Regions from separate parts of the Homo sapiens genome. Here region 1 is linked to region 2. Evidence: chromatin contacts called from ENCODE Hi-C or POLR2A ChIA-PET data. All regions are on one chromosome and are shown on one strand. Each heading gives the region's core, a stretch centred on a gene start or an enhancer-like site at or near the end of the contact. The rest is flanking DNA. Distances are from core to core; before and after follow the strand shown. Region 1 overlaps IGF1R (insulin like growth factor 1 receptor). Region 2 holds the start of MCTP2 (multiple C2 and transmembrane domain containing 2).

Region 1 (2,961 bases), core at 361-2,860, 4.6 Mb after region 2:
ACTACAGGCGTGTGCCACCATGCCCAGCTAATTTTTTAATTTTTCGTAGAGATGGGGTCTGTGTTGCCCAGGTCCCTCTTGAACTCCTGGCCTCAAGCTATCTTCTCCAGTCGGCCTCCCAAAGGGCTGTGATTACAGGCGGGAGCCACAGCGCTCAGCCTAAAAATAACTCTTTAGCCAAAAGAAAGTTTTAAAAAATTGTCTGTTGTATTCTTTGATTTTACTCTATGTGGTCTTTTCTATTATTTTTAAAATAAAAAAGATTTATACTCCTCAAGTGTAACATTTTATCAAATCTCATGCTTCTGTTTGATGAAACCGAATGGCTAAATTTTTTAAATATCATGCAATCCATCCCAGTTTGTAATTTTATTATGGCCCTCACACAAGAGCGTGCAAGCTATACTAAGCTTCCTGTGGCCCTCGTTTTTCCTCACTGATATTTGTAACTCATTCCAAATTAAATTTTAGGAGTCTGAAATGTAGCTGTTATATTTGGGAGATGTGAAGAAAAGAATCGTAGGCATCTCAGTAGGCTAGGTATCAGATCACACATGCTTGCTGGACCAAAGAGGACTCCTTACAGTAGGATACATGATTCTGAGTTAGTTTGTGTACTAAGTATATACTATATAGCTTTTGAAGGGGAGACGGGCACAGAATTCACAATATCATGCACTAAGGGTTATTTTGTGTTTGCAGTTTCCAGATGAATGTTTTAAAGTTGGCTGCAGAATACAGCGAGATAGGTAAAATCTATTTGAGTATTACTTACAGACCCCAAAGGATATCCCAAAGGATATGTTGGACTAATTCCTAAAATATCCTGTAAGTCATTGCAGGTACAGGCGTGGATCTGGGTTTGGAAACGCCGCCTGGATCGCTGGCTGGGCTCCTGCAGCCGCCAAGGAGGGGCTGGCTGGAGGTGGGGCTCGGCGTGCATAGCGGCCACGTGACTGCGCCCCGGCCACGCCCACCGTCCCTCACGTGGTCCCAGGCCACGCTGGGCTTCGGCATGTGCTAAAGTGGATAGAAAAGGGAGTGGGGCCCGGGCGTGGCTTTGTGGTTTGGGAAGATATGAACTCCTTGGGGTTTTTTTCTCTTTTAATTCTTTAATTTTGATATTTGGAAATGCGTAAAAGGTTTTTCATTTGTCCTTGACCACGTGGTCCAAACCTCAATTTCCCTAGCAGAACGCGGTTTCGATCACTGGTGGATCCGTCTCACAGCACCAGTCATGCTGCCTCGCTGGGAAGTGGAGGGCTCAGGATTCCCGTGGTTCACGATCCATTTTATGTTGGAAGGAAATCATTTTGAACTATCTCAGTACACACCCTAGTGTATCTTTAAACCTAATTGAGTGTTGATGGAAAATCTGCGGTCCGAGAACCGTAAGAAAAGGGGGCTCCCACCTCCCGCTCTGGGGTCGCCACTTGCCTCGCAGGCAGGAGGAGGCTCCCAGAGTAGATACAACTTGCCCGTCACCCGGATGGGTTGGTAGTGCACATATGCACGGGGCGCAGTTTAAAATGAAAGTAAAAGATGCAAATGTGTTTGCAAAAGAAAAATTAACATAGGATACGTGCGGGCGTTCTCAGTTGAACTCGGTCTTACTGTTCCACGCGAGCACCCCATGACTCAGAGCCCAAATCTCAGCGGAACAGCCCAGGACGCTCCTGCCGTCCACAGGAAGACGCCTCTGTCTCTGTCCCCCGCCGCCACCACACAGATGCACGTACTCTCTTCACTTCCGTGTACCCAGTAAATGCAGATCCTGATTTAAATCTGCAGCACGCTGCTTTCTTCCCATTGCATGTGGGAAGCTTCAGGTTCTCTTCGGTTTATTTTCTCATCACCTTTATTAAAATGCAGTAAAGCAAGGAGTATATTAATGCGGGCCTCTGCAAATAGAGGGAATTTATTGAAAAGCAGAATGGCTTGAAAGATTGAACTTCATCTTAAAAATCAGAAACAGACTCTTGTTATTAATAGCTTTAGAAACGAAAATCTAACTTCTGATAAATTATTTCAGAGGAGTGGTTCAAACGTGTAGTAGATAGCTCTGCCTGGTCATCAATTATAGTGACGTCCTTGCATCAGCTCCAGAAACTCAGAATATTCATGAGCTTTCCAGTCTGACTCAGACCTTCAGGAGCCATGAAATTTTCCTGTTGGGATGAGAGGAAGCGCTGGCGGTCGTTTCGGCAGCTTAATGAAACCAGAAATAGATAAGCACGAGTGAGGGGTGATGTCCGCTTGTTTGCTCCCATCATGTTGTTTTTAATGTGTGAAAGTGAAAGTTTTAAAAGTCATACTAAATGTGTGATCCTTTTTAGAATTCACTGGGTACGGGTACGTGGAGGAAGTGTTTTTGTTTTTGTGAATTTGTTTAAACAAATGACTGAGGCTTTGTTTTCCACTCTGTCTGGCCAAGCACCATTGCTACACTTTTTTAAATTCATGACATCCTGAGCAGTGAAGCTGTTCTTCAGCCCGCCTCTCCATTTGTGACTGGAAGACAAGGAGGCAGACACCAATGGCGCCTCTCACAATGGAGGTTTATTTTTTTTTAATCTAACGGAGGGATTGTAGATGGTGTAAAACTTCCTTGTGCCAGGAGAGAAAGGGGGAGAGAGAGAGAGAGAGAGAGAGAGAGAGAAATAACCCATTCTAAACAACTTTAGGAATAGATGATCCGTAGGCATCAACTTTGCGCAGCAACAAAAGCCACTTTCTGAACCTCGTTCTGTGAAGTTTTAAAACAAATTGGGTTTGTTTAATTAAAATATTTCTTAAAGGCAAAAAGCACTGAGCTAATTTTTAAGAATTTTAAGTTATATATTAATATGAGTAGTGATTTATAATTTTCTGTTGAAATACATAAATTCGAGAAGCCCCACCCCTACCACTTGCCAGTCTTGAGTCCCCACGGCTCCTTTGCCTAGGTCTAAAGTCACTGCT
Region 2 (2,930 bases), core at 221-2,720:
ATTTTCCTCATCTTGAATCAGAGATTTTATTAACTGTCTCCTGGTTTGTGAAAATTCAATATGATCACGTGTTACATGCCAATCACAGAAACTGGTGCGAAGTTGTGTTCCTCAGTGGTAGCTATTGTTGTAAGTCGGAATTGCATGACAGTGGCAGCTGTTTTCTATCACGTCCTCATGTTTTCTAAATTTTTATGCCCCTTCCTCCCATTTCCTACCTTAGTATTGTTAATAGCTAACTTTTATTAAGTGGTTACCATGGCCCAGGACACTGTAATGAGGATTTTATGTGAATTACCTAATTAATTTCTCAGAAAGTATGAGATAGCTATTATTTTAAGCTATTTAAGCTATTTTAAGCTATTTAAACAACCAGTTTGTTGAAGTTAAAATTTAGAGAGGTTAAGTGAACTCGTCCATTTACACAATTAGTTGCCCAGGCAGAATTTGATTTGAGGTCTGACTCCAAAGCCGGAGCTCTTAATCACCAGTGACACCAACTAAACGCTTCATTTCAGAGCTCGCCTATTCCCAGAGGTCCCATTCCCGTTTTAAGGTTATTTTCTGTAACTCTCTTGTATCTAATTTAAAAATGCTATTTCCCAGAGATGAGTCCCTGATCTCCCAGAAGGCATGGATCATACATTTCTTTTCCTAATCCACCCAAATTCCTAGAGCGCACAGACTTAGGCTCGTTCATAGACGGGAAAAGAAACTGACCAGGCAGTGAAACCGAGCAAACAAAGTGCAATAAGACAATTACAGCAGGAAAGCGGCGTAAAAAAAAGTAGAAAAAGAAAGTAAGGGAAAGGGGAAATAAATAGCAAATATTCGCTGAGTGCCAACAATCGCACGGGAGGGTCTTTAGGGTTCTCTGCCGAGTACTCGGGACGGCTTGCTGAGCAGTACGCCGGCCTTATCTCATAGATGAGGCACCAAGGCTCAGGAAACAGTTCTGTGGATCTGGGCGGGCATCTTCCACCCACAGTCGCGCACACGTGGCATAGGTTAATAGGCTGTCTGGCTCGGGTACCTCTTCCCAGGGTCAGGGCGTTACAAAGGGAGGCTGCTGTCTTCCCATGAATCTATTAGGGACCTACAGGAGCGAAGAGAACCCTTCTGAGTATCAGCGAAGACAGCTTATTAAGACTTTACGAGTTTGCAAGCCATCCTCGTCCTATTTCCTCACTTCGGACTTTTTGGACACACCTTCCTTTTCCTGTGAGCCAACCCAAACGAATGAGTTACAAGTAATCGCCTTCTCTACGCCCAGCCAGTGCCCAGCACCAAGCATAGCGCCTCCTTGCAACACCCGGCCGAGCTCCCGGCGGCAGCGCGGGCGCTTGGGTCGGAGGCTGCTCAAAGGTGACGCGCGGCCGCCTCCTCCCCTTTAGGCGGGGCTCGCAAGGGCGGTGGGGGGGCCCGAGGAAGTCCGGGGGCCCTCGGTGATGCCCCCGCCCCCGCCGCGTCAGGGTTGCTCCCTGCGCTTCCGAGTGGCGACTGCAGCGGGTCCGGTGCAGGTGAGGGGCGCGCGCCTGCCCAGCTTTGCAGCCCCCGAACGCGGCCTCGCACAGGTGAGGGCGGTGCCGGGTTCACCTGGCAGCGCGCGTGGGCCGGGCAGCACGGTCGCCGCCTGGGGGTGGGCGTCTTCTCTCAACCGAAGCTGGGAGTTGGGGAGCTGGAGGGTCCAGGATGAGAATTCAGTGGCGCTACTACCCCGGAGCTGCTTGTGGTTCAGAGATCAGAAAGGTGTCCTGAGGACTGGAGGCAGAAATCCAGGCGTGGCGTACTGGAAGGCGCACTAGGGGAGGGCAGCCTGGCCCAGAATTTCTTTGCATTTTAAAGGCCACACATTCAGTCTCCCCGGGGCGCTACGGAGGTAGTCACCGCCACATCCAGGACTCCTTCCACAGAGGTCAGTTCCTCAGCTGGGTGGGCTTTAATACGCTCTCTTCGTAGAGACCCGGAGGTTCAACTTTAATTCTTTGCGCTGACATTTGCTCAACGACACCGGAGCAGAAATCCTTGGGATAATTGCGTAGGTAACAAACAGTGTCTCAATCCCACTGAAGATAAGTAAGTTAAAAATAAAGACAGTGATGTTGGTGGTGAACTTGAGTGGCGATTAGTTTCCGCAATTAGTTCCCTCCTGCACTGTCCATTTGTTAAGCAAATGTGCTGACGGCTTTTTTTAAATGATTGGGTTGCCATAAAAGAGGTTTTCTCTAGTCTGAATGAACTTCTGTGCGATGCTGACTGAGGGTTTCAGCCTCCTCTAGATGCTTACAAGAGCTTGGTCTGGAAGGTACAAGGGTGCGAACCCTTAAGGTACCAAGCAGCTTCTCAGTGAACCGTGAGACGTTAGAACACTTGCTTCAGGACGCACAGAATTCAGACACCACTTATTGAAGGATTTGTATGGATTATAATTTACATTAGCATTCATTTTTTGCTTGAGTCAGTAGCATTTCAATTCAACAAATATTTATTGTACACCTGTTAACGGGCAGACCTCTGAGAGCCGGGCTGGTGTGCTGTTGGGTAGCACAGGTGTTGATATTAATACAAAGGGGAATCTTAAGGCACTTATTCCTCACAGGTGGGTGTTTAGAACGAGACCAATGGTGCTGCGCTTTGCCTCAGCAGCACCTGTGTAATCGCTGGTTATAAGTATTTAAATGCAGGGAGAATGTAAATCTTTGAAGAGTCTCTGTCATTAGCCTGATCAGTCATTCCAAAGCAATAAAAATTGTCAAAACCATGCTTAAAATAAGATTATTAAGAATTAGCTCTGTGCCAAGCACCATGCTAGGCACTTTGTCTTGTCTATGAAATCTACAAAGTAGATACTATTCCCCTGTGCAGATAAGGAACTGAGGCAGAGAGGAGTCCAGTAATTTGTACAAGGTCAGTGGTGAATTTAGAAATTG

What was found. A loop is a pair of places that touch in the nucleus more often than their neighbours do. ChIA-PET counts read pairs that join two places held with the same protein, here RNA polymerase II (POLR2A). Pooled maps may share reads with other maps.
Region 1: a pooled map shows a loop between it and region 2 (4-fold over the local background). The contact joins the enhancer-like site here to the promoter of MCTP2 in region 2. A Hi-C loop is called at or near these places in 1 of 168 maps with a recorded cell type or tissue (CD8-positive, alpha-beta T cell) and 5 of 50 pooled maps. POLR2A ChIA-PET finds 5 or more read pairs at or near these places in 1 of 52 experiments (MCF 10A).

Annotation. Positions count from the first base shown.
Region 1 is chr15:98,864,526-98,867,486 of GRCh38, forward strand. All of the region lies in intron 2 of IGF1R (insulin like growth factor 1 receptor), which reads left to right. Among named protein-coding and RNA genes, the nearest start is that of MIR4714, 82 kb to the left of the region's middle. Within about 2 kb of position 1,611, at least 34 of the 41 ENCODE cell types and tissues checked have a DNase peak (open chromatin) inside an H3K27ac peak, as active enhancers do; they include CD8-positive, alpha-beta T cell, where a contact is called at or near this core.
Region 2 is chr15:94,230,091-94,233,020 of GRCh38, forward strand. It overlaps MCTP2 (multiple C2 and transmembrane domain containing 2), which reads left to right and starts at 1,471. Exons shown (of 23, transcript NM_001385001.1): 1 at 1,471-1,574. RefSeq lists a silencer at 1,401-1,530.